2 separate regions of the Homo sapiens genome follow, and region 2 is linked to region 1. Evidence: chromatin contacts called from ENCODE Hi-C or POLR2A ChIA-PET data. All regions are on one chromosome and are shown on one strand. The core of a region is the stretch at or near the end of the contact, and the rest is flanking DNA. Distances in the headings are between cores, read along the strand shown. Region 1 has its middle 330 kb from the start of QKI. Region 2 has its middle 400 kb from the start of QKI.

Region 1 (2,964 bases), core at 412-2,911:
GGTGGGGCTCACCTGAGAAAGGGCACAAGTGTCCAGACACCAAGTCCTGAGGCAAAACTGAAGCACAGGACTCGGGGGGTTCCCAGGCAGAACTTTCTAGACTGTTCTTAACACTCCTGGCCAAGATGGATAGCATCTGATTTATTATCCAACAGTAAGTAAATGCTCAGTCATGAGGGAAACAATTTTCAAAATGTAATATGAATACTCTGCAGGGCTCATGTCAACATTTAGAACAGGATGACACCGTAGAGGGGACCTTGTCTGCACCTGATATGGTTTGGCTGTGTCCCCACCCAAATCTCATCTTGAATTGTAGCTTCCATAACTCCCACGTGTCACAGGGGAGAGCCAGTGAGGGCAGACCTTTCCCATGCTGTTCTCGTGATAGTGACTAAGTCTCACGAGATCTGGTGGTTTTATAAAGGGGAGTCCCTACCCAAACTCTCTGGCCTGCTGCCATGTAAGACGTGACTTTGCTGCTCATTTACCTTCCACCATGATTGTGAGGCCTCCCCAGCCATGTGGAACTGTGAGTCAATTAAACCTCTTTCCTTTATAAATTACCCAGTCTTGGGTATGTCTTTAATAGCAGTGTGAGAACAGACTAATACAGCACCCCACTTTCAGGGATTTTCAAATATCCTATCCAGAACTCTGCAGCCAGCACAGGGGCAAGAACGCAGTTCCTAACTCACTCCCAGTGTGGGGGCTTCCAACCCTGTCAGGCAAACTGTCTCTGCAAGGAGGATGACCATCCCTCAGAATACTGGAAAATGGGAAATAGAAAAAGACAAAAAATAGAGATAGATCCAAATTAAACAGACCATGATGATGATAGTTATGTACTGAACACCAACCATGTGTCAGGCACTGGAATAGGGATTTATACACATTAAATAATGGAATCATGCCAGGAGCGGTGGCTCACACCTGTAATCTCAGCACTTTGGGACACTGAGACAGGAGGATCCCCTGAGGCCAGGAGTTCAAAACCAGCCTGAGCAACATAGCAAAACCCCATCTCTACAAGGAAATAAAAACGATCAGCCAGGCATGGTGATGTGTGCCTGTAGTCCCAGCTACTCAGAAGGCTGAGATGAGAGGATCCCTGGAGCCCAGGAGTTCGAGGCTGCAGTGAGCTATGATTGCACCACTGCACTCTAGCCTGGGTGACAGAACAGGACGCTGTCTCAAAAAAAAAAAAAAAAAAACAAGAAAAGAAATCTTCATTCTGACCTTATTAGCTATTTGTTCCATGTTTTATAAATGACAAAACCAAGGTGCAAAGAGGTGAAACCAAATGGCCCAAAGTCATCCGTTTACTGGAGGACAGAGCTAAGGTTCTAGCCCAGGTCTTTCCATTACGTCATTTAGTCTTCTCAGGCCAAAAGCCCTGAGCCCGCCGAGTGACAGCGTTGCTTGTATATAGCTTCTCTCCTATCGTCACCTTCTGGCCCATACACAATTTAATCAGAAAAGACAACATTCCTGCCTGATGAGAGCATACCAGCATGAAAACAAGAGACAGACACGGCAGATCTAGCACATGCCCCTGTGGCTGCTGACAGCTCCTGCATAGCTCTGCACATAGATCACCCACGTAGGTCATCACAAGTCACTCTCAGAGGCTTCTCAAAGCCTGGGTCATGCCCATCACCAAAGCAGTCCTGCACTCCCAGGAGGCCCAGGCTCCCTGCAAGCCTGCTCTATCCAGAAGCCATTTATTTTGCAGCCAACAAAAGGAAACATGCTCCAGAGTTTAAGCTCCAGATCCTAGGGTCCCACTGGAGAAGCCTCACTTTAAAATTAAGTGTAGCTGAAATGCCTGTACAATGTAGCCCATTCAAAAGATCAGTTTTAGCCACACCACTTTTAAATGAATCTTCTTATGTCCAGTGTGGTAGAGGTCAAACACAGCTGACTTAAATACTGCCTGTGGCCAAGATTAGTAAAACCTTATTAACGCATGCTCTATTCATTTGGAAGTTGTTTATGTATGCAGACACATAACCTGGGCAGAACCAGATTGACATCTGCCTTTGAACTATCTTTGAAAAAGGAATTTACTAAGCATGCAGTATAATTAATATTGCACAGAAAATGCCCAATTTAAACGCTCCCATTCAATCACTCTCATTTATTCATTAAATAGTTGCCTAAAGACATCTGTCTCTTACTGTTTTGTTACTCTAGTATCAGAATACTATGCATTCTTTAAAGCAATACAAAATGTAATTCCTTTGTAAAATTTCAACTATGATTTTTCACTGGCTGTTTTTGTTCTCTAAATCTAATAGAGAGTTTCCAGGGGAAGTTCAAACGACGACAAGACAAGGCTCACAGCATAAGGCAGCCAGGAAGGAGGCACAGTGGAGGCCCTGACGCCCTCGGGTCGGGGAAGGTGGAGAGAGGCATCTGAGCTGGGACTCTAACCAGGAGACCCCACCATGAAGCCACAGGGATGGGGCTGAGCTGTTCCTAGCACACGCAAGGATAGAGTCTCTGTTCTAGATGGCTGGGAAATACCCACCGAGCCTCCACCAACTGCTCAGAGCTCCTTTCCAAGCTGCCGGCTGGATGACATTTTGTCCAACTTTCTAACAAACATGGGGGTGGGTACCACAGTTTGCCTGAAAAACTACATTTCACTAAAAAAAAAAAAAAAAAAAAGTGGGGGGAATTATTTTTTGGAGGCTTCAGCAAATGACACTAATCACCACCATCCCAAAGCACAACAAATACAAATTAGAACTGGAAGTTGTAAGTCTGGGGAGACTTGGTGGCTTTGCTGACTGACTCTCTGCCCGCCTGTCATACGCCCCGCTGTGCAGGAGGACGGCTGCTGAGACACATGTCTGCATGCCCGACGTGGCTACTCTCCACACCCATCCCAGCTGCGCCCCTGGCAGAGTGGGGCCATGCAGCTCACCTGGCAGGACCCCTTCAGTGCAAGGAAAGGAG
Region 2 (3,157 bases), core at 178-2,677, 69 kb before region 1:
TGGATGTATATACTGTGTGTTTCCAAGCACTTGTACACAGTGAGACTTCAACAAATATCAGCCACTGTTATTAAACCTCCAAGACAAGGCATCAGAAAGAAGGAACAACAAAGATTTCTAGGGATTTCTGGCACTGTCCATTTCTCAGTTCTACTATCCACCTTGTGCAAGGTGAACCACTTCCCCAAGCGGGAACCACCAGTCTTTGCATTTCTTCAAGCACTGATGGCTGCTGGAGAAGGAGGCAGCACAGAGAGCCTGGGGAAGGTTCATGGGTGACACTGTGTGACTTGGGCGGAGAGCAGCCTCTCTGTGCTGGGTGAGTGGGATAATGATTCCTGCCCTTATTGTCTTCACATGCTAATCAGAATTAATTGGGGAAATCATTGTGAACTCTAGGTCCTCTTAGATTAGTGCTTAATTATAATACATCATTTGCTGAGAATAAGTACTTGGACCCTGGAGATGAATCCTCTCTCCTTATCCCTTCAATAAGGATTCAGTTCCAGACTTATGCTCTATCATTTCTTCTCAAAATACAAGAAAAATAACAAATCGTTATTTTATCCCTCTCTTTCATTTTTAATCAAACAGATTAAATAGAAAGATAAAGAGCCATTTTAAAATCATGAACTTTTTTTAAGCATCATAAGATTGTTCATTCCATAGAATCAATGGTGTACGGTCTGCTCATATATCTTGAAGTTACATTACATTCTGGTATTTTCTATCACCATCATTTAGTGTTTTAGTTGTAAACATGCTACATAACACAGAGGCCACTCACTGTCAAAGGGTCATATGCGACAGGACAAATGGCCACTGGCCTGTCCCCACCCCTTCCACTTAAATGTTGGAAGGAATGTGGGGGACCTGCGGAAGTGGGGGACCACATTCCTTACATGTTGAATGTTTCCAAAGAGCCCTCTCCTCATTGCCTCTGCAGTGACTGCCAGTATTCTCATCCGCAGGGTTCAACACAGCCAGACTCATACCGAATGCAAAAAGCTACCCCTAACAAAACACCAGAACTTTGCATCAGGAAATTCAGTCATGCTTCGCTTGGCTGATCTCAAATATCTGAGCGTGTGTACTAGTCTTCTGTCACTGATGGTCTGTCTAGAAAGGGCTTCTGTGGTTCCTTCCTCTCCCTCTTGCCAGCTCCCCCACACCAATATTTCTTTAAATCAAAGGAAACTATTATCTTGTAAAGGTTTTAACATGCATATGTCCTTAGAACCTCTAAACTGTTATAAAAATCATACGATTAGTCACTTGGCACATGCCCAGACCTAAGCTCAGGAGGCATTGCAGACCGTTCCATGCCTCAGGCACAGCCTGAAGAGCATCTCTGGCCTCTGCAGTCACCCCAGGCCCTGCTGCTGAGACCTTGACCCCTCCAAGTCCCTCCACGCAGCGGGCTGGCCACTCTTCCAGGAAGCTGCTGCAGGACAGACTCCAGCAGACTACTCAGGATTCAAGGATGCGTGAAGGTTAGAGCATTAATATACATCCACATCCTTCAGATGCAAGAGTAATGATGAAATAATCGTCCCCGGATAACGGGATGAGTCAGAGGAGGTTCCAGGAATAGACTCCAGATTTCCATCTCGTATCACCATTCAACATCACCACTAGGAGACTTCTACGAGGGCAAAGTGACCTCACACGTGTTCTGAGCCCAAAAATATTTGTCTCGAATGCTTTTCCAACTCCTCTCAAGCTATAATAAACTGAACTTTAAATCAGTTGTTCAAATTTGACAACAGAAAAATCAGTGATAAAATTCTACTTATCATGTGTTTATGAATTTCTAATTTTTCTTGGGGCTTCGAGACATAAACCCAGAGTATAAAAAGCTGTCCCTTCTGGCCAGGTTGGTGAGCACAGCAGAGGCCAGCTAGAAAGTTTCACATCCTGTTGGCAAATCGGCAAGAGCTACTGAAGATCTGCCACTGTTATACTTGACATGGAAGACAAGGAAAGTCCCTGAGGGCTGGAAATAGACAGAGTACTCACAGGAAAAGGGAGGGAAGTTAGGTAGCAAGGAAGGAAGGAAGAGAGGGTAGAAAGAAAACAGAAAAGAAGAAAGAGAAGAAAGAGAAAGTGGTGGGGAAGGGAGGAAAGTGGGGGCGGAGAACTACCTTGGTAACTGCAGACCAGTCAATGAAAGTTTTTTGGGTTTTTTTTGGGGGGTGGGGGGTTGTGTGTTTTTTGTTGTTGTTGTTGTTTGTTTTTTGAGATGGAGTCTCGCTTTGTTGCCCAAGCCAGAGTGTAGTGGTGCGATCTCAGCTCACTGCAACCTCTGCCTCCCGAGTCCCAACAATTCTCCAGCCTCAGCCTCCCGAGTAGCTGGATTACAGTTGTGAGCCACCACACCTGGCTTATTTTTGTATTTTTAGTAGAGACAGCGTTTCATCATGTTGGCCAGGCTGGTCTCAACTCCTGACCTCAAGCAATCTTCCCACCTTGGCCTCCAAAAGTGCTGGGATTACAGGCATGAGCCACCTCACCCGGCCCCGTCAATGAAAGTCTGATGCTCAGAATTTATTCCAAATAAGAGTTCCTTTGTAAATGCAAGTAACAAAGTCCTGACAGATGCATTCTAGCTTCTTCTTTGACAATGACAGGCCTCAGAGAGACTGGTTAAGCAAGGGGCACAATCTACCCATGCTTCAGTAAGGATGTTAATTTTGGAAGCAAAAGGGAAAGGCAATTTTAAGGCACAATTAAGCCTCCTGTAAAACCATAGGGATACTGCAAGTAATGACATTCAGTGGAGTGAAGGAAGGAAGGCAACTGATCACTCTCACCACGAACTCTTATCTGAATGGATGGTAGCCACCATGCTTACAGAAGACAATAAGCTCGCCACATCTTAGAACACAGAAATAATCCAAAGGGACCTTGATAAACATGATAAATCAGCTCTAAAACCATGATGGAATTTCATCCTGACTGTATTAGTCCATTTTTGCATTGCTATAAAGAAATATCTAAGACTGGGTAATTTATAAAGAAGAGAGGTTTAATTGGCTCGTGATTCTGCAGGCTGTACAGGAAGCATAGTGGCTTCTGCGTCTGGGGAGGCCTCATGAGCTTTTACTCATGACAGAAGGCAAAGGGGGAACAGGTGTCTTACATGGCAGGAGTAGGA

The links. A loop is a pair of places that touch in the nucleus more often than their neighbours do. ChIA-PET counts read pairs that join two places held with the same protein, here RNA polymerase II (POLR2A). Pooled maps may share reads with other maps.
Region 2: a loop to region 1 is called in a pooled map, with 7 times the contacts of the local background. The contact joins two enhancer-like sites. A Hi-C loop is called at or near these places in 6 of 50 pooled maps. POLR2A ChIA-PET finds 5 or more read pairs at or near these places in 2 of 52 experiments (MCF 10A and OCI-LY7).

What each region holds. Positions count from the first base shown.
Region 1 is chr6:163,744,693-163,747,656 of GRCh38, reverse strand. No RefSeq gene overlaps it. Among named protein-coding and RNA genes, the nearest start is that of QKI, 330 kb to the right of the region's middle. Within about 2 kb of position 1,661, at least 2 of the 41 ENCODE cell types and tissues checked have a DNase peak (open chromatin) inside an H3K27ac peak, as active enhancers do.
Region 2 is chr6:163,813,073-163,816,229 of GRCh38, reverse strand. No RefSeq gene overlaps it. Among named protein-coding and RNA genes, the nearest start is that of QKI, 400 kb to the right of the region's middle. RefSeq lists an enhancer at 1,151-1,200. Within about 2 kb of position 1,427, at least 3 of the 41 ENCODE cell types and tissues checked have a DNase peak (open chromatin) inside an H3K27ac peak, as active enhancers do.